Linked DNA regions of Homo sapiens: region 1 is linked to region 2. Evidence: chromatin loops called from intact Hi-C (ENCODE). Cell type or tissue: dorsolateral prefrontal cortex. All regions are shown on one strand. Each heading gives the region's core, and the rest is flanking DNA. Links, peaks and the distances in the headings are about the cores only. Region 1 overlaps PRMT3 (protein arginine methyltransferase 3). Region 2 holds the start of LOC124902808 (a long non-coding RNA gene).

Region 1 (9,115 bases), core at 121-8,120, 46 kb before region 2:
TGACCTTTTACTTCAATTTGGTAAGATGAACATAAGTGTATCTCCTTTAATTAACATAAGGCCGTTTGTTAACGGCAAAATGGAGGTAGAGTGTTTTAGGAAAAGACATGCTTTTTAAAATTATCTAAATGCTTCATCAGGTAGTTAGTTTCAGTAGAAAAGTTAAGTTGCTTAAAAACTAATAGTCGGCCAGGTGTGGCGGCTCACGCCTGTAATCCCAACACTTTGGGAGGCTAAAAGGGCAGATCACGAGGTCAGGAGATCCAGACCATCATGGCTAACACAGTGAAACCCCATCTCTACTAAAAATACAAAAAATTAGCCGGGCATGGTGGCGGGCTTCTGTAGTCCCATCTACTCGGGAGGTTGAGGCAGGAGAATCACTTGAACCTGGTATACAGGTGACAGAGCAAGACTCTGTCTAAAAAAACTAAAAACTCTGTGATCAAAAGATTGTCTGGTTTTGCCTTTAATTGCTTCATGTATTTTGGAGCTCTTATGTGAGGTTTATACACATTTATAATTGTTATATTTTACTGAAAAATTGGTCAGCCTTTGCAGTAATTCTTCTCTGCCCGAAAGAAGTATCCAGGTGATTTGAACATCCTGAGACAGAAGGTAGATGTAGATGTTCATCTTTCTGAATATGGTTTAGGCCTTTGAATTAGACTGTTCTAGCAAATTGTAGTTAGGAATCTTAATATTTACTGAATCCTCTTTTTTTCAAATCTCTAAGTTTAATCTTTAATATATAATTATCTGCATATTCTTAACATTAAAAAGTTTTTATTATGACTAATTTTTATTGCAGCAGAAAGCAAAACAGAAACTGGCCAAACAGTTTGAAGAATTTTGAAATCAAAATACAAAATGAGGTTTGTAGTAGGAAGTAGAAAATACAGTATACCAGCCTTATATAGTTTGGAAATATTTTGTTGTGCTGATTAATTTTTGGTGAATTAGATAGTGAATGATGCAGTTTTTAAACCTCAGTGACTCAATATTCTGCCACAGTGATGAGAAGTTAGTGACACCCTGCACTGCTTTTATAACAAGAATTCAACTTAGGCTGTAGTCTCTTATAGTATAATGCATTCGTTTGGCTTAGCTATTTTGTCCTAATTCCAAGGACGTGTCTTCACAACTAAAAAATGAATAGGAATTTTTACGAAGTCACATTTCTTCCAGTGCTATCCTGAGGGGAAAATGTAATATTTGCACTGCTCACTGCCTTAAGTTGATCCGAAAGTTAGATCAGTAAATGGACACTGATTTTGTGAAATTCACTAACTACATATATTAACTTCTCTTTGTAGAGAAGTGAAATTAAAATTAAATACTAGGAATTAGGATATTTAATAATATCAGCAATAAGACTTTAGTGTATAGATTTCACTCCACCTTGCCCAGGATGAAAAATTATTGAATGTGTAGAATTCTTTACACGCTGTCCTTAGGAATGTTTTTTTTTTCCTCCAGTTTTATTCAGGTATAATTGATAAGTGAAAATTGTGTACATTTCAGGTATACAATGTGATGATTTGATATGCATATACATTGTGAAATGATTACCATAACCAAGCTGATTAACATCATCACCTCACATTCCATTTTTTTATTTTTGTGGTGAGAACAGTTAAGATCTATTGTCTGCAAATTTCAAGTATACAGTGCAGCATTTTTAACTATAGTCACTTTACAATAGACAGATGCCCAGAACTTACTCATCTTGTAGCTGAAAGTGTGTACCCTTTGACCAACATCTCCTCATTTCCACCACCATTCCACTCTCTGCTGCTGTGAGTTTTTTTTTAATTCCACACAAGAGTGAGATCACACAGTATTTGTCTGTTTGTGTCTGGCTTATTTTGCTTCACATAATGTCCTCCATGTTCATTCATATTTTCATATATGGCAGGATTTCCCTTAAGCAATATCTGAATTTAATACCTGCTACAATAAGGACATGGGCTAGGAGGTGGCTTTGTGTAATGGGAAGAACGTGGGCTGGGAAGGCAGGTTTGGGTTTAAATCTTAGTTCCTCCATAAACAGATATATAACTTTAGGATAGTCACTTAATTTCTCTGAAATTTATTTTTTCCTTGCCTAAAATAGGGATAAATACATCTTAACTGTGTTTTGAGAATAAAACAAGATGTAATGATGTACTGGAAAGATACCTGCTGATCAATAAATATTAGGTTTTTTTCTTTCTACTTTTTTCTTTCTTCCTGGATTTGGTTGAGTATAATTAATAATTAATATTTAAATATATGTTCAGTTTAGCCAACTAATGAAAAACTTAGACTAACAGCATGCTCTTTGAATTCAAATTAAAATAGTGTAGATGATAAATATTTATTATTATTATTATTACTTTTAAGACCGAGTCTCACTGTATTGCCCAGGTTGGAGTACAGTGGTGCGATCACAGCTCACTGCAACCTCCGCTTCCGAGGTTCAAGCAATTCTTCTGCCTCAGCCTCCCAGGTAGCTGGGACTAAAGGCTCGCATCACCAGACCTGGCTAACTTTTTGTATTTTTTTTTTTTTAGTAGAGATAAGGTTTCACCAAATTGGCCAGGCTGGTCTTGAACTGTTGGCCTCAAGTGATCTGCCTGCCTCGGCCTTCCAAAGTGCTGGGATTACAGGCAAGAGCCACTGTGCAAAGCCAAGATGATTAATATTCAATTAAAAGTACTTTCACTAATCTTTCTCAATTGGCCACATAGTAGAAACTTAGGGCGTATTTATTCCTAACATATTTATACTTGTTTTATTGTTATAAGATGGCCTGATAATAATGTCCATTTATTTCTTTAGATGTAGAAGATCTTTATGAACCGGTGTCAGTACCCTTCTCATACCCCAATGGACTCAGTGAAAATACATCTGTTGTTGAAAAATTGAAACATATGGAAGCCAGGGCACTGTCTGCTGAAGCCGCATTGGCCAGAGCACGTGAGGATCTGCAAAAAATGAAGTAATTTATCAATCTTGCAAAATTAATTGTTTTAGATCTCCAGAATAATACAACCTAATGGCAAAGTAGAATATAGTAGAACATTTCATATACTGGAAAGTACAATGTAGATATTTTATCTTCATACTGTTAAAGATATGTAGCATTTTTGTACACTATGGATATAGTTAATTAATATAAAATCTTATAGTTTTACCTATTCTGATATGTTCTGACAAATGTTGTCCTCATGAATGTTTTTGTTCTTTATTGCCTTCCTTTCAGTTTTCCTGTTTGCATTGATTTCTCCATTTTACTTTTTCTATCCTAGTTTTTTAAAGTGGAAGGATTAATCTTTTTGAGGTTTGGGGAAAATACAGGGTTGAAGTTTTTAGTTTTAAAGAATCAAAATGTAGGCCGGGTGCGGTGGCTCACACCTGTAATCTCAGCACTTTGGGAGGCCGAGGCAGGAGGATCATGAGGTCAGGAGTTTGAGACCAGCCTGGCCAACATGGTGAAACCCTGTCTCTACTAAAAATACAAAAATTAGCCGGGTTGTGGTGGTGCACGCCTGTAATCCCAGCTACCTGGGAGGCTGAGACAGGAGAATTGCTTGAATCCGGGAAGGGGAGGTTGCAGTGAGCTGAGATCGCACCACTGTACTCCAGCCTGGGCAACAGAGCAAGACTTTGTCGGGGTGGGGTCGGTGGGGGGGAATCAGAATGTAATTATGGTGTAGTATGAACCCAGAAAACCAGATATACAGTGACAGTTTTTTCCAGTGAATAAATTAGCATTCTACTGGTGTAGTACTTTTCAAAGTTTAATGTGCATAGGAATCAACTGGGATCGTGTTAAAATATAAATTCTGATTCAGAAGATTGAGAATAGGGCCTGAGATTCTGCATTTCTGACAAGTATACCTCACAGGCCTTCCTGTTGGATTTGTAAGCTGTTTGCTGTTGCCTGAGTACCCATCTGATGGTTTGCCAGAATGAATGTCCAGCAGGAAAGATAGTAGAGCCAATTGTAGTTCCTCTTCCCTGTTTCAGAATTTTTATGCTAGGTAACCAAGTAACCAACACCAGCTCTACCTTTTGCCCCTTTGAACTTCTCCCTTTTATATACCTTATGGATTCCTAATATGTCATGATCTGAGAGGGATCTAAGTTTTAGAGCTGGAGTGGGCGGTGCTGGTGTATGTAAATAATTATCTATTTGGGTCTACTTTCTGCTTACATAATACTCCCAAGAAATAATATGGTTTTAAAGAATATTAATAGAGCTGAAATAAACGACATTGATTCATTTGCTAAAAAAGGATTTTAAAACAATAGAAATAATAGAGGATTATAAAAGTAATATGCTTATTTGTTCAGTTGAAAGACATAAGGAGCTACAATCTGCGGTTGGCATTGCTTTTGTGGTTTGTAGAAGGAGTATGTATAATTGTTTCTGAATATTGCCATTGCTTCAGATCCAGCAGGGGGAGCTTTCAGTTGTTCAAGATAGAATGTGATTTAGAAGACTCATCACACTGTACTCCCTCCCCTTTCCTCTTCCTCAACCTCTAGCCTTTCCTTTATTCATGGTCCAATAAACCTGTCTCAAGGGTGTATTTCAAATTGATTACAGACAATTTGCTCAGGATTTTGTGATGCACACAGATGTCAGAACCTGCTCGTCATCTACTAGTGTCATTGCGGACCTCCAGGAGGATGAGGATGGTGTTTATTTCAGCTCATACGGGCATTATGGGATACATGAAGAAATGCTAAAGGTTAGAAAAGAACACAAATGCGTCAAATCCATACTAAAGGAAAAATAGAACAGGTTCTTTCTTAATATATGTGTGCACTATAGGAGACCTCTTTTTTTTGGGTGGGGAGAACTGCTTTTTAAACACCTCTTTGGTGCTTGGTATCTCATCTTGGGTTGAAAATATTACAAGACTGGGCACGGTGGCACATGCCTGTAATACCAGCACTTTGGGAGCCCGAGGCAGGAGGATTGCTTGAGCCCAGGAGTTTGACACCAGCCTGGGCAATACAGTGAGACCCTGTCTCTATTTAAAAAAAAAAAAAAAAAAAAAGATTACAGAGGCATCAGTCATTTGTACATTCCATTTAAAATCATTAATCTTTTTATGAAATCACTTTTTCCTTAAAATATTGGAAAAACGACAATTTTAGTCTTCTCAAGGGCAGCTATTAAATAGGAACAATTAGATGGATTAAATTATATATTACCTTTTAACGTGTAAAGGAAATGATTAATTTCAGTGTTTTAAATAGCCATACTGACTTTTGTTTGGGCCAATAATAATTCTTTGATATAAAGTTTAATTATAAATCTCACAATTTTTATGGTGTAAGTTTTTTACATTTGAAATAATTGACATATAGGAGTATTTCCTGAATTGGTCAAATTAGGTACAGTTGTGCACTGCATGCTAGTGTTTTGGTCAGTCAGACTGGTGTGATGGTGCTTCCATGAGACTATAATGCCATATTTTTTTTTGTTGTTGTTGAGATGGAGTCTCGCTCTGTCACCCAGGCTGGAGTGCAGTGGTGCGATCTCGGCTCACTGCAAGCTCCGCCTCTCAGGTTCACGCCATTCTCTTGCCTCAGCCTACCGAGTAGCTGGGACTACAGGTGCCCGCCACGGCGCCTGGCTAATTTTTTGTATTTTTTAGTAGAGACGGGGTTTCACCGTAATGCCATATTTTTACTGTACCTTTTCTATCTTTAGATATGCTTAGATACACAAATACCACTGTGTTACAGTTGCCTACAGTATTCAGTACAGTGACATGCTGTACAGGTTTGTAGCCTAGGAGTAATAGGCTATCTTACAGAGCCTAGGTGTGTAGTAGGCTATATACCATCTCCATTTGTGAAGTATTCTCTATGATGTTCACACAACAACACATTTCTCAGAAGTATCCCTAGCATTAAGCAACATGTGACTGTATTTAAATCTGGCTGGTTTTAATTTTTATAACGGTAATATCCATATAAAATAGAAGTTGATTTCTAGCTATACTTGATAATTATACATTTTATTAAGTATTATAGATTGTAAAATAGGAAGATGTAATTTTTAGTTCAGTGAAATTGAGAATATCTACATAGAGTAAAATAAATGTTGGAACGTAAAATTGAAAGTTTTAGATGTTTATCTCTGAATTTTAGATGCCACCATTACCTGTTCTTAAAACCAACAAACAAAATATCCCTTTCTAAATCCTTCTTTCAGAGATTGTTTTATTTTATGGTTTCCCTGAAGCATAGGCATTTAAGCTAACCAGGGATATTTGATAACATGTATATATTTTGTTGATTCAGTTTTGCTGGATCACAGAATAGAAGTTTGGTAATTGATAATTGTACTTATATGGGGTCTTTTAAAACATTGTCATGTCATTACTAATTGCATGTCATGGTTGTGCTTTTTGTTGTCACGTAGGTAATGGCATAACATTATAAATAATAGATATGTTATTATAAGTAATACGTTATTTTAAGTCTCAGTGAATTTGTTGAAAAGAAATTGACTTGCTTCATTTTCTTTATTAAAATTAATTTTTTTATGTTTAGAGTATTTTCTTTAAAGAGGTTTATCTAGGGCCATGTTTGTCATATTAAATCACCCCATCAGCTTAAATACCATAAACCTTTCATTCCTTTGGTATGGAAATTGTGTTGGGCTTTTCAGACAGATTAAAGGTCACCGAAACTTTCAGTAGAGTGTTGAGTGTTGTGAGTACAATCATCAGGGAAATTCAGTTTGAGTACTTACCATTTACAAATCTTTATCCTGGACACTTGTATGTCAGTAACCATAAGACTTCACACCTGCTCTGGTACGTTTAACTCCTTTCAATGTACATATAGATTTAAGAAGTTCCAACTTGAAGTTTCCAGTGCCACCTTCTCCCTTTGAGAGAATCACTTAAATATCATTCTTTGTGCCTTAGCTTCCTTTAGTTCTTGTGCAGTGTAATTTCCTCCCCTTGGAAATGATTTGATTAAATGTCTATAGGACATATGGATAGTTGATTCAAAAAGAACTGTTTATTCATTTGCATTTTGCCAAGTTACGTGCCTTGGATGAATGTGAAGCATGCCTTATATCACAGCTTTATTTCTTGTTTCTTAGAACGATTCTTAGCACACATAAACTGTTCAAGGTATATTACCACTAGAATCTTACCTAATTTTTATAAATCATTTAAAATTGAGAAATCATATTTACAGGACATATTTTTATGCTTGGCATTGGCCTTGTTTTTATAGAGTATAATTTGGATTTTTTGTTGCTTGGCTTCATGTCTTTCCATGACACTATTTTTGGTACATGTTTTAATTATAATTTTAAATAAAAGTAGCTTGTGATCTTATTTCTTTAGATAAGATGAAGATACCTTTTTTGAATTCCAGAGATATGATTGATAGAGGGATAGATTACATGAACTTTCAGAATTCCTTGCCACTTTATCTTTTTGAAGAAGAGTCATCATTGGCTAACACTATAAATCCGAAATGCATCGGTCTTCTTTGTTTTAAGATAAACATTATTCATTCTGTTGTACATTTATCACAGATCATAGTACCATTTAGTAAAGTGAAATTTCAGTAATTTTTCTTTGCTGCATTCTCTTTATTGTATCTGCACCTGTCTCATGCACTTGGTCCACCTTTATGAGCTTGTAAATTAAAAACATACTGTTGCTTGTGTATGTAAAATTTGTAGTATATAACTTTTTTCTTTACCTTCATTCTTTTTTTTATATTTGTAGGAATAATTTCTTGATACTTTACTAGTCTTAAAATATTATCTTGCTCCTAAGTATTGGAGCAGTAATTTTGTTATTTTATTTTTCTTAGTTTCAAGGTTGATATAAAAAAAATTTTTAAATTTCTGTTTATTGTTGATTTGTATTGACGTGTTAGCCTTTGTTAGAATAAATTTTTAGAAATGGTTATAAAGGCTACTCTTTTATTTGCTTGCGTTTTCGTATTTATTGGATTTTTTTTTTTTCCAAAAATTAAGTGACTGAATTGAAGCTCTGCTATATACAAGACACTATGTTTTGTATACTTTGGATTTCATTACACCAGCATGAGCATACAAACAAAAACAGATTTATATATTGTAAGAGCCAGAATGAAAGATTGTAGTTTAGTTGAGCAGCAGTGCATGGCATTAGGATAGCAGTTGGAATTCTTTTGATTAAGGGGAAGTAGTGGTCAGGCAGTATGATTAGTGGGAGCTTTCTGAGTGACTGCATTCCTGACTGATGTTCACTCTGTGTAAGTTTTGTCGTTTCTGCAAAAATCACTGGTTATAGTATCAGAAGAGTGTAAAATTTGTAAAAGTGTATGAAACGGTATGCTTTGAAAAAAAGTTTTAAAATTAGATAATTAGTTAATATATATACATTTATTCATCTTAGTAATTCTTCAGGAGAAGATTTAATAATTTTTTTGTAAAGCAGTGAGAAATAATCAGAAAACATGGAATTAATTATGGACAATTCCCTTTTTAGGTCTAGTACTTAAGTAAAACAACTTGCCCTTTAAGATCTCCTTTTATGCATTAAAAAAAAACTCAGTTGGCATAAAAATGTATTGGGGGTATGAGTTGTATAAAATTTTGATATTGTAGCAATTGGTGTAATATGTTCTTTTCACCCTAATGTGAAACTTAAAACTAGAATTCCCATTCTATGATATTTATTTTTATCACAGTCATATTTTACTTACTTGACAGCAGAGCCCCTAACTGCTTAATTTGCAGTCAGTATGTGTTTCAACCTAGGGAATCAACTCTGTTCATGAACCAGCATAAATGTTAGAGTTACATGTTTGCCTTGGTCACAGGTTATGGGAGACTCCAGAGTGTAGGAGCCTTATAATGTGGGCTGCAGGGCTCAAATGATTTACTTTTAGGCTTACAGGCTTTTAAACATCATTTCCTACTACAGAAATTTTTACAGACAAAACAGGAATGTAAATCAGATAGGTGCTGATCAATGACTTTCTTAGAAAAACGTATCCAGTTTAGTGTAATTTTTTGTATGTAGCTGAAACGTATCCAGTTTAGTGTAATTTTTTGTATGTAGCTGCAATGTTTACATTTATTTACTTT
Region 2 (9,115 bases), core at 997-8,996:
GGTGCTTGGAGCAGCAGTGGGGCCACAGTACTGCATCAGAATCCCATGAACCTTTTGTGTTACCTGGGTCTTTGGGTGCAGATTCACCCTCTGTGGCAGGGTTGGATGTAAGTTTCCCACAAGAACTAGGATCTGTGACAATGGAGGCACCCTCCAGCAGCTCGGAACCAGAGGGCTCAGTTGTAACTGTGGTTTTACTCAAGCCACAGCACTGGCCTGACCCTGGGGAAGCAGGGATGTTCTGGAGGTTTGGGCTGGGGGAGCAGGGTACACTGTACAGTAGTGACTTTAGACACTGGGATGGTGGGTGTTGGCTGTATCCCAGACTCTGTGAGGCTGGGTGCAGCAGCAGCAAGTACCCTAGAATGGTGGAGCTCAGCTGTCATTTGGGCCCTAAGGGTGGCAGGTGGCCTAAAGGCACAGTGATGACTCTACTTCCCAAGGAAAGGGGTGTCTCTGCAACTCGGACTCGTGGGGGTTAGTCTAGCTTCAGGCAAGCAGGGTACTAGAGTCATTGTGTAGGGTGGGGTGTCTCAGCTCAGCCACTGCTCTTGTTTCCCTGGGATGCAGCATACTGCATCAGCTCAGCCCTGGGATGCACAGATGCTTAGCTTAGCCAGGTCACTGATTTCCCAGAGGGTGATAATCCACTTCACCATAGACCTGTGGGGCATTACTGTTCTGGGCAGCCCAGGTTCCATTTCTCATGATACTGGGTGCTACTTCAGCTTACCAAATGGGGTCGTGGTTTCTCTGGGCAGCCAAGGCACCATTTCCTGGGATGCAGGGCACTGCTTCAACCCTGATGGCAGAGGGGTGTTACTGCTCTGAGTGGCCCCAGTACTCTTTTCCCAGGAGGCAGCATACTGCTGCAGCTCCAGCTTGAGGGGGTGGGAGAGGGGTAGGTGGAGTGCCTCCACCTCTGCTTTGACCCTACGTGTAAGGGTGTAACAGCTGCTCACAACTCTGCCTGGGGAAGTTGGACCACCAGACTGGGGTGGTTCAGCAGCTTAGCCTTAGAGATGAAGGGGAGCCATGGCTACTCACCCCTGAAGCAAGGTACACTTCAGCCATAGTTTCAATTCCAAGATGGCAGTAGCCACACAGGCACTGGGGGCAGGACAGAGTGTCATTTTCCCTTGGGAGAGCACAGCTATTTGGACCCCAGGCAGCTCCTTCAGCTGGCATATTGCTTGTCAGGACTGCAGGTGACCCCAGTGGTGAGGTCTGTAGATGTCCAATGTGTTGATGGAGGTTGCTGGGATCCTCTTGCTTACCTCCTTGCCATAGGGAGAAGTTCTCCTGATTCCCACTTGATCCTGGCTGGGATTTGGGGTGGTAGGAGACTGGTGTTCCCTTTCATTCTCAATGTGGCCATCCTGAGTTTTTGTGCTCACCAGCGTTTCTGTTACTCCACTGATGTCTCCAGAGCTCTCCCTGGGTTATTTTCATTAACATAGTTGTATATTTCATTGTTCTTGCTGTCTTTGTGAAAGGGGCAAGTGCTAGTGGCTTCTAGTCAGCCCTTGCTGATATCACTCTCCAAAGCCACCAATTTTAATGTACATTGCAGTTTCAGACATTGTAGTATTGGGGGAGGTGTCCATTTTAGAACTGATGAAATACTGTAAGTAAGTGGAGATAATATTACCATGTTTGAAGTTTGGAAGACATTGTAAAGATGTCAATTCTCTTCATATTAATCTGTAGATTTAATGTAATCCAGCAAAAATCTCAACCATGTTTATGTGGAGTTTGAAAAAGCAGCTTTTTAGGTAAATGAAAAAGAAGCCCAAAAGCAGCCTGTATACTCTTATGAGAATAAGGTGGGAGGACTTTGTGTACTAGATATCAAGCTATAAAGTATACTACAGCAATTAAAACAGTGTTTTACTTGTGCAAAGACTGACAAACAGACCTGTGTAACCCATACTCATAAGGTCACTTGATTTGTGGTAAAGGTGGTACTACAGAGTAGTGAGGAAAGGATGATGCTGAAACAACTGAATGTCCTTACTGGGGAAAATAAAAAGAAGTAAGATTTCTACTTCATAGAAAATGAAGAAATCAGTTCCAAGTGGAGTAAAGTTCTAAATGGAAAAAGAGCTTTAGAAGATAATAAAAGGGGATATATTTATGACTGGATAGAGAAAATTTCTTAGTCAAAACCCCCAAAATACTAATGTTAAGAGAAAAGATAGTGGCTCACTCTTGTAATCCCAGCAGTTTGATTGGCTGAGGCAGGAGGATGGCTTAAGCCCAGAAGTTCAAGACTGCATGAGCTATGATTGCACCACTGCCCTCCAGCCTGGGCAACAGAGCGAGATGCTGACTCTTAAAAAGAGGCCGGGTGTGGTGGCTCACGCCTGTAATCCCAGCACTTTGGGAGGCCAAGGCGGGCGAATCACGAGGTCAGGAGATTGAGACCATCCTGGCTAACACGGTGAAACCCCATCTCTACTAAAAATACAAAAAAAAAAAAAAAAAAAAAGAGAAAATAAATTGGACTGGACTACATCAAAATTAAGAAATTCTGTCATAAAAAGACACATTTAAGAGCATGAAAAGCAAAAACAGTTGTTCTGGATGTCTTTTATGTACAATGATGATGAATAAATTGATATGCTTTTATCAAAATGGTTAGTATTCTACTATATATTAAAATAGTAATATTAATTTTTCTTGAATTTTACAAAGAAAAAATTTGAAATTATATTGAAGCATCCACTGAGTACTTACTGTGTCCCAAGCACTGGTTACTGTTGTGTTTGGCAGTTCTTTTTACTAATCCTTTATTGGATATGTGGTTTGCAAATATTTTCTCCCACTCTGTGGCAGGTCCTTTCGTCCTTTTAACAGAGTCTTTCATAGAGCAAAAGTTTTTAATATTGATAAAGTCTAATTTATCAATTATTTTTATAGATCATGCCTTTGGTATCAAGTCTAAAATTTCTTAATCTGTAGTTTCACCTCTCCCTTTTTTTTTCTTGTCTCTTGTGTTCCTTTAACAAACCCTAGTAGTCCTCAATATAACATCTGAATTACAGGTTGATATATTGTAATAATACACAGAAAATATCAAATAAGTATGTTTATGATTCAGATTTTACTTTCTGGTACTAGAAGATATTTTATGGTCGTTTTATACTGCCTAAACTTGGAATCAAAGAATCCTGGTCTTTCATTGGAAAATGATATGTAGAGATCATCATCTATGTTCCTACAGACCAGATGTTACTAACTTTTTATTTATTTATTTATTTATTTATTTATTTATTTATTTATTTATTTATTTATATATTTTGAGATGGAGTCTCGCTCTTTCGCCCAGGCTGGAGTGCAGTGGCGCAATCTCGGCTCACTGCAAGCTCCGCCTCCCGGGTTCACGCCATTCTCCTGCCTCAGCTTCCTGAGTAGCTGGGACTATAGGCACCCGCCACCATGCCCAGCTAATTTTTTTTGTATTTTTAGTAGAGACGGGGTTTCACCATGTTAGCCAGGATGGTCTCGATCTCCTGACCTCGTGATCCACCAGCCTCGGCCTCCCAAAGTGCTGGGATTACAGGCTTGAGCCACCGCGCCCAGCCTGTAATTAACTTTTTAAATATAAAAAGTCACAAATCTACACTCATATTTTCCGTGTAAGATTATGGAATTTTTACTTGAAGTCTTTGATTTTATACTTGCGTCTCTTTACGTCTGTGCAGAAAACCTTGGTTCCTAAGATGATAATTGCTTTATCATATAACCTACCTACAATAGTTTCAGGTTTTTTTTTTTTTTTTTTTTTGAGATGGAGTTTTGCTTTTTTTACTCAGGCTAGAGTGAAATGGCGTGATCTCGTCTCACTGTAACCTCTGCCCCCCAGGTTCCAGTGATTCTCCTGCCTCAGCCTCCCTAGTAGCTGAGATTACAAGTGCCTGCCACCACGCCCGGCTAATTTTTGTATTTTTAGTAGAGACGGGGTTTCGCCATGTTGGCGGGGCTGGTCTTGAACTCCTGACCTCAGGTGATCTGCCTGCCTCAGCCTCCCAAAGGGCTGGGATTACAGGCGTGGGCCACTGTGCCCGGCTAGTTTCAGAACTTAAATACCAACTTTACTACTATACAATAAGACTTCTAAATGCAGCTTAAATTTTGTTTATATTTTCTTATAGAATGTATCTCATAAGAAATGTACAGTCAAAATATTGTTTTTTTTTTTAAAGTCACTTGTAGTCACTATTTTCACCTATTCTGTTACCAACTTGACATACAACCAGATTTCAGTGTTTTCTTTTTTTCAATTTTGGGGAGGATTGCTTCTTTTTCCCTTGTTTAGTTTAATTTTGTGTTTTAGTTATGCAAAAAATTACTAATTTTTTAGTAATTTTTATGTACATTTTAAGATAACAGGACATTCTGTTTCTTCTTCTGTTATCTTCCTTTGTGGATAGATGACCATTTTCTTTTTATTTTTGGGGTTATTTTGAAAATATTAGATATGTATATATTCACCCTTATGCAAAAGTTAGCATATTCTAGATATTGTTCTATACTTTGCTTTTATTCAATTAAAATTCTTTCTCAGAAATCACTTCATTATTCTATAGAGATATTTCTCATTCCTTTTTATGGCTGTGCACACATGCACACCAACTTTCCTAGACAGGTATTTGATTAATTCTGCACACCCCCATGACCTGGACTAATATTCATGTATATTTCAAATATAAGGTTTTTATTCTTGTGTAGAATAAATTGTATAGACAATTACATTCTACGTAATTAATGCTCATTTGAATTTTACCCATTCTTTTGCTATTACAAATAATATTGTATTGAATATTCTTGTATATGTGTAATGTCATTTTATATTGCTAGAGGTGAGATTGATATATCAAAGGGTTAATGAGGGCTGGGCATGATGGCTTATACCTGTAATCCCAGCACTTTGGGAGGCCAAGGCAGGAAGATTGCTTGAGGCCAGTTCTGGAGGGATGGAGAAAGGGAAGGAGAGGGCAACGTTACTAGTTGTTGCCAAATTCTCCTCAATGCTGTGTACCATTTGACTTTCTTACCAACAATGGAATGAGAATACCCATTTTTCCTCAGTCTTACCAAAGAGTGTGTTGAAGGGTCATTTTTAAATTATTGACTTTAGGTTTTTCCTGCCACCCAGGCATTGTAAATCAGGGTTGTATGTTTGGGGCCTGTCTTATGCATATTGGAGACGGGGTGGAGTTAGGGAGGAAGTATGTGTTTGACTGCTCAACACCAAGGTTCTAAACTGAATTGGGGAAATGGGTGACAGCAGATGAGACTGTAAATTCACATTTGCTCTGTAGATATATTTGTTTGTCCCAGCTCTGTTATTTAGGGCAGTTTCTTCTTAGAGTTCTCACTTTGGTTGAACTTTGGGCTTTGTCTCCTATTTCCTCCATGTTCGTTGACTACATGGAGAATTACAAGAAGCCAAACTATCAATGACACATAATAACCTAATGTTATGCACAATTATGAAGTATTGTTCTTTGTCCCTGATAATGTTTTTAATAATTGTAATAGATATTCGTTGAGAGTGGAATATCCAGTTACCATTAATGAATTTTTTTCACCCACCATGGGGGATTGGGAATATTGTTTTAGAAACTGTTTTTGTGGGTCTGGAATAAGACCCACACGTGCCTTGGGAAAGATTTTTAGAGATTCACTTTTTCCTTTGATAGACTTGCTTATTGGGCGGTTTTCTGCAGTCTGAGGAATAGGGCCAATTTGACTGTCAGTCTTTTGTTGATTAAGTGAGAGTGCCATCCAGTGGGAGAAAAAGCTAATACAAGTTTTTTAAACTTTAGAATATGCAGAGGAAATTATTTCTTGTGCTAAGTTATGTTCTCCAGAAGTCCACAATACTAAAAAGTTGGGAACTGTATGTTGGAAGGTGAGAGAAGTGGAAGAAAGTAGTCTTGCAGAACAGTAGCACGCATATAATAGGGACCTAATAAGTAGCCGTTATTACCATGATTCTTCTTCTTGCGTGGAAGTTGGTGATCAAGTTAAATAATAGGTAAATTAGGAGCTTCTCTGACAGATATTTGTGATTAATACATGTAAAATTCTATTGTCATTTTTTGACTATGTGATATACAGATATTATAAATTTTATCCTTTTTTGTCTTTAACCCTATTACTCAGGACCCACCCCTGGTCCCCAAAAAAATGTTACCAGTTTCTAGTATATCTGTCTTAAAATATTACACTCTATTATAAACATGTATGTATATTTCTTGGCATACTCATTCATTTAACAAATAGTGTGGCTACTATGTACCTGGCACTCTTCTAGGCGGGATAAAGCAGTGAACCTCATGTTCAGTGTAAGGTATGCATATTCTACATATTGTTCTGTACCTTGCTTTTTTCGTCAATAAGTTTCCCTCTAATGACTGTTATAGCTGCATCCCACAAATTTATTCAATTCAAAATACACCCTTGTGATTTCTGCTTTGGTCCATGGATTATTTAGAAGCATGTTTAATTTCTAAGTGTTAAGAAATTTTAAAAATGTCTTTCTGTTATTAATTTCTAATTTAATTTGGTTGTGATAAGAGAACATGCTCTATATGCTATCATTCCTTTAAATTTGTTCAGACTTGCTTTATGGCCCAGCATGTGGTCTCTCTCATTGAATGTTCCACATTGATTTAGAATGAAGTACCTACTCTGTTATTGTTGGAGTGTTACGTAATTACCATTTGAGTCAAGTTGTTCAGGTCTTTTAAATCCTTATTTATTTTGTCTATTAATTCTGTTAATTACTGAAAGAAGAAGAATGAAATTTCTACCTATAGTTCAGGGTTGTCTCTTTCTCTTTTCAGTTCTGTCAGGTTTTGCTTCAGGTATTTTTATATGGTTATTAGGTGCATACACATTAGGTTATTATGTGTCATTGATAGTTTGGCTTCTTTATCATTATGAAGTATTGTTCTTTGTCCCTGATAATGTTTTTAATAATTGTAATTTTCTTATGGTTAATGTTTAAATGTTATGGGTTTTCCCACCCTTTTTCTTTAAATATAAAAACATAGGTTAAAAGTGGATTTCTTCTATATAGCACTTTCTTGACTTTTCCTTTTCTAAACCTCTCTTACAATCTCTTCCTATAATCTTAATTTTTTAAAAAAAATCAGTTTCACTTTTTCTTTGCAAAATGTAGTATGAAAAACTATTGTCTTTTTAGCTTGTGATTATTTGCCTTTTTGTTTTCTTTTTTAAAATTTTATGTGCAAATAGTGTATAACAATGATGTAAAATTTGCAAGATATGAAAGAGTTTATATTGAAGAGTTAGTCTCCTTCCCTTCCTATACCCCTACTATTATATTCCATACACAGAGGCAATCATTTTGTCTAATTGTGTACTGTTCCACACATGCTATAACCATTTATAAGCAGATATGAATGTGTTCTTTTTGCTTTCACCCACGTTATTGTATATTATATATGCTAGTTATATAAATCTTTGTATAACCTTTTTAGTTGTGAAATGTACCATACACAGAAAATTGCATAAACTTACAGGTACAGTAATAACGAATAGTTATATAATGAACACCTGTGTGATCATCAGCCAGGTGAAAATATAGAAAGAAGACATCCAAATATCATTTCTCAGTTAGAACTCCGTACCCCAGAGGTAACCACTCTCCTGACCTTTATGATAATCATTTCCTTGCCTTTCTTTTTGCTGTTACCACTTATACTTACATCCCTAAACAGTGTAGTTTATATTTACCTGTTTTTGAAATTTATATGAATGGAGCAAAACATACCTTTTTCTTTTTAAAATGTGTTTTTGCTTTCTTCACTCAGTCATGTTCATAACATTCATTTATATTGCCTATAAGGATAATTTATTTTCTATAGATGTCGTTGTATGAATGTACCACAAGAAAACACATCATAGGAAAAGGTTTTTTAAATTTTACTGTTGGTGGGCACTGGATCATTTCCAGTTTATTACGCAAATAATAGTGCTGTAGTGTGCTTGTACGTGTGTGCTCTTACACTTCAGCACTCATGTCTGGGTATACAATTAGGAGTAGAGTTGCTAGAGCACAGGGTGTGCTGCTCTTACATGTTAATTCCAAAGTACTGTACTTTTCCAAAGTACTGCAGTAAAATTTTATTTCATACCTCCATAGACTTCTCAACCCTGGGTATTGTGTGACTGCTAATCTCGTAGTCATGTAGTAGTTTCCCATTGTGTTTGAATTACTAATGAAGTAATATATTTTTTGTCTTATGAAGTAATTGTATATAATTATTTTGCCCATTTTTCTTTTGGGTTGCATACTCTTTTTTTTTTTTAACAATTAGTATTCTTCATTGGTGATGGAAAATATACAAACGTGTATATGTGTGTGGCTGGCCAATATCTTTTCAGACTCTGTGACTTCATTGTTTTTATGAGCAGAGGTTCTGGGTTTTAACATAGTCAAATGTATTGGTCTTTATGGTCAGACTTTTTTCCCACAGGAACATGAAAATATTCTCCATAAGCTCTATACCTTTCCCTTTTACATTTAGGTCTTTACTCCACTCATACAGTTGTGGGAATACAAATTGTCATAGTCTTTCTGTGGGCAGTTTGATGATACATATCAAAATTTTGAATGTGCCTATCCTTTAATCCAAGAATTCTACTTTAAGAAATTTATCTTGGCCAAATACATTAAACATTGTACAAAGATGTCTATGTGTATATATACAGATGCCAACACAACATTTTCCTACCCATTCTATGGCAAATAAGTGCAAAGGGTAAAGGTATCCCTGTTGAGTGATATCATCAGCCGCCTGTATTTTGCCAAGTGCCTAACAGTGTAATATAATCTTTATCAGTCACTGTGGAGCTGTAAGGAAAGTATCTTACCCAAAAGGATTTTATATAATTACTTTGAAAACTCTCATGTAATTTCATTATCACATTTATGATAAATTAGGTGGTTAGCATTAGCACATTTTAAGATGGAAGGGTCAAGTGATAGACTGGGGAATCATTGAAAAAACTTTGCAGTAAAAGTGTTTAATATCTAAGGCTATTATAACAGTGAAATAAATAGAGATTGCATTGC

The links. Peaks named below come from ENCODE experiments on the same cell type or tissue, not always from the same donor. Only the 100,000 strongest peaks of a DNase experiment are listed, where the experiment ranks them.
Region 1: it touches region 2 in a loop (2.4-fold over the local background); 21 of 110 quality-filtered maps call a loop at or near these places.

What each region holds. Positions count from the first base shown.
Region 1 is chr11:20,392,980-20,402,094 of GRCh38, forward strand. PRMT3 (protein arginine methyltransferase 3) reads left to right here. Exons shown (of 16, transcript NM_005788.4): 5 at 1-20; 6 at 2,824-2,983; 7 at 4,598-4,742. Among named protein-coding and RNA genes, the nearest start is that of PRMT3, 9.8 kb to the left of the region's middle. In dorsolateral prefrontal cortex, for the core only: CTCF peaks have their summits at 4,445 (motif pointing right) and 4,654; no DNase peak of the experiment used is centred there.
Region 2 is chr11:20,438,020-20,447,134 of GRCh38, forward strand. All of the region lies in intron 10 of PRMT3 (protein arginine methyltransferase 3), which reads left to right. It overlaps LOC124902808 (a long non-coding RNA gene), which reads left to right and starts at 3,551. Exons shown (of 2, transcript XR_007062965.1): 1 at 3,551-9,115. In dorsolateral prefrontal cortex, for the core only: a CTCF peak has its summit at 5,788 (motif pointing left); no DNase peak of the experiment used is centred there.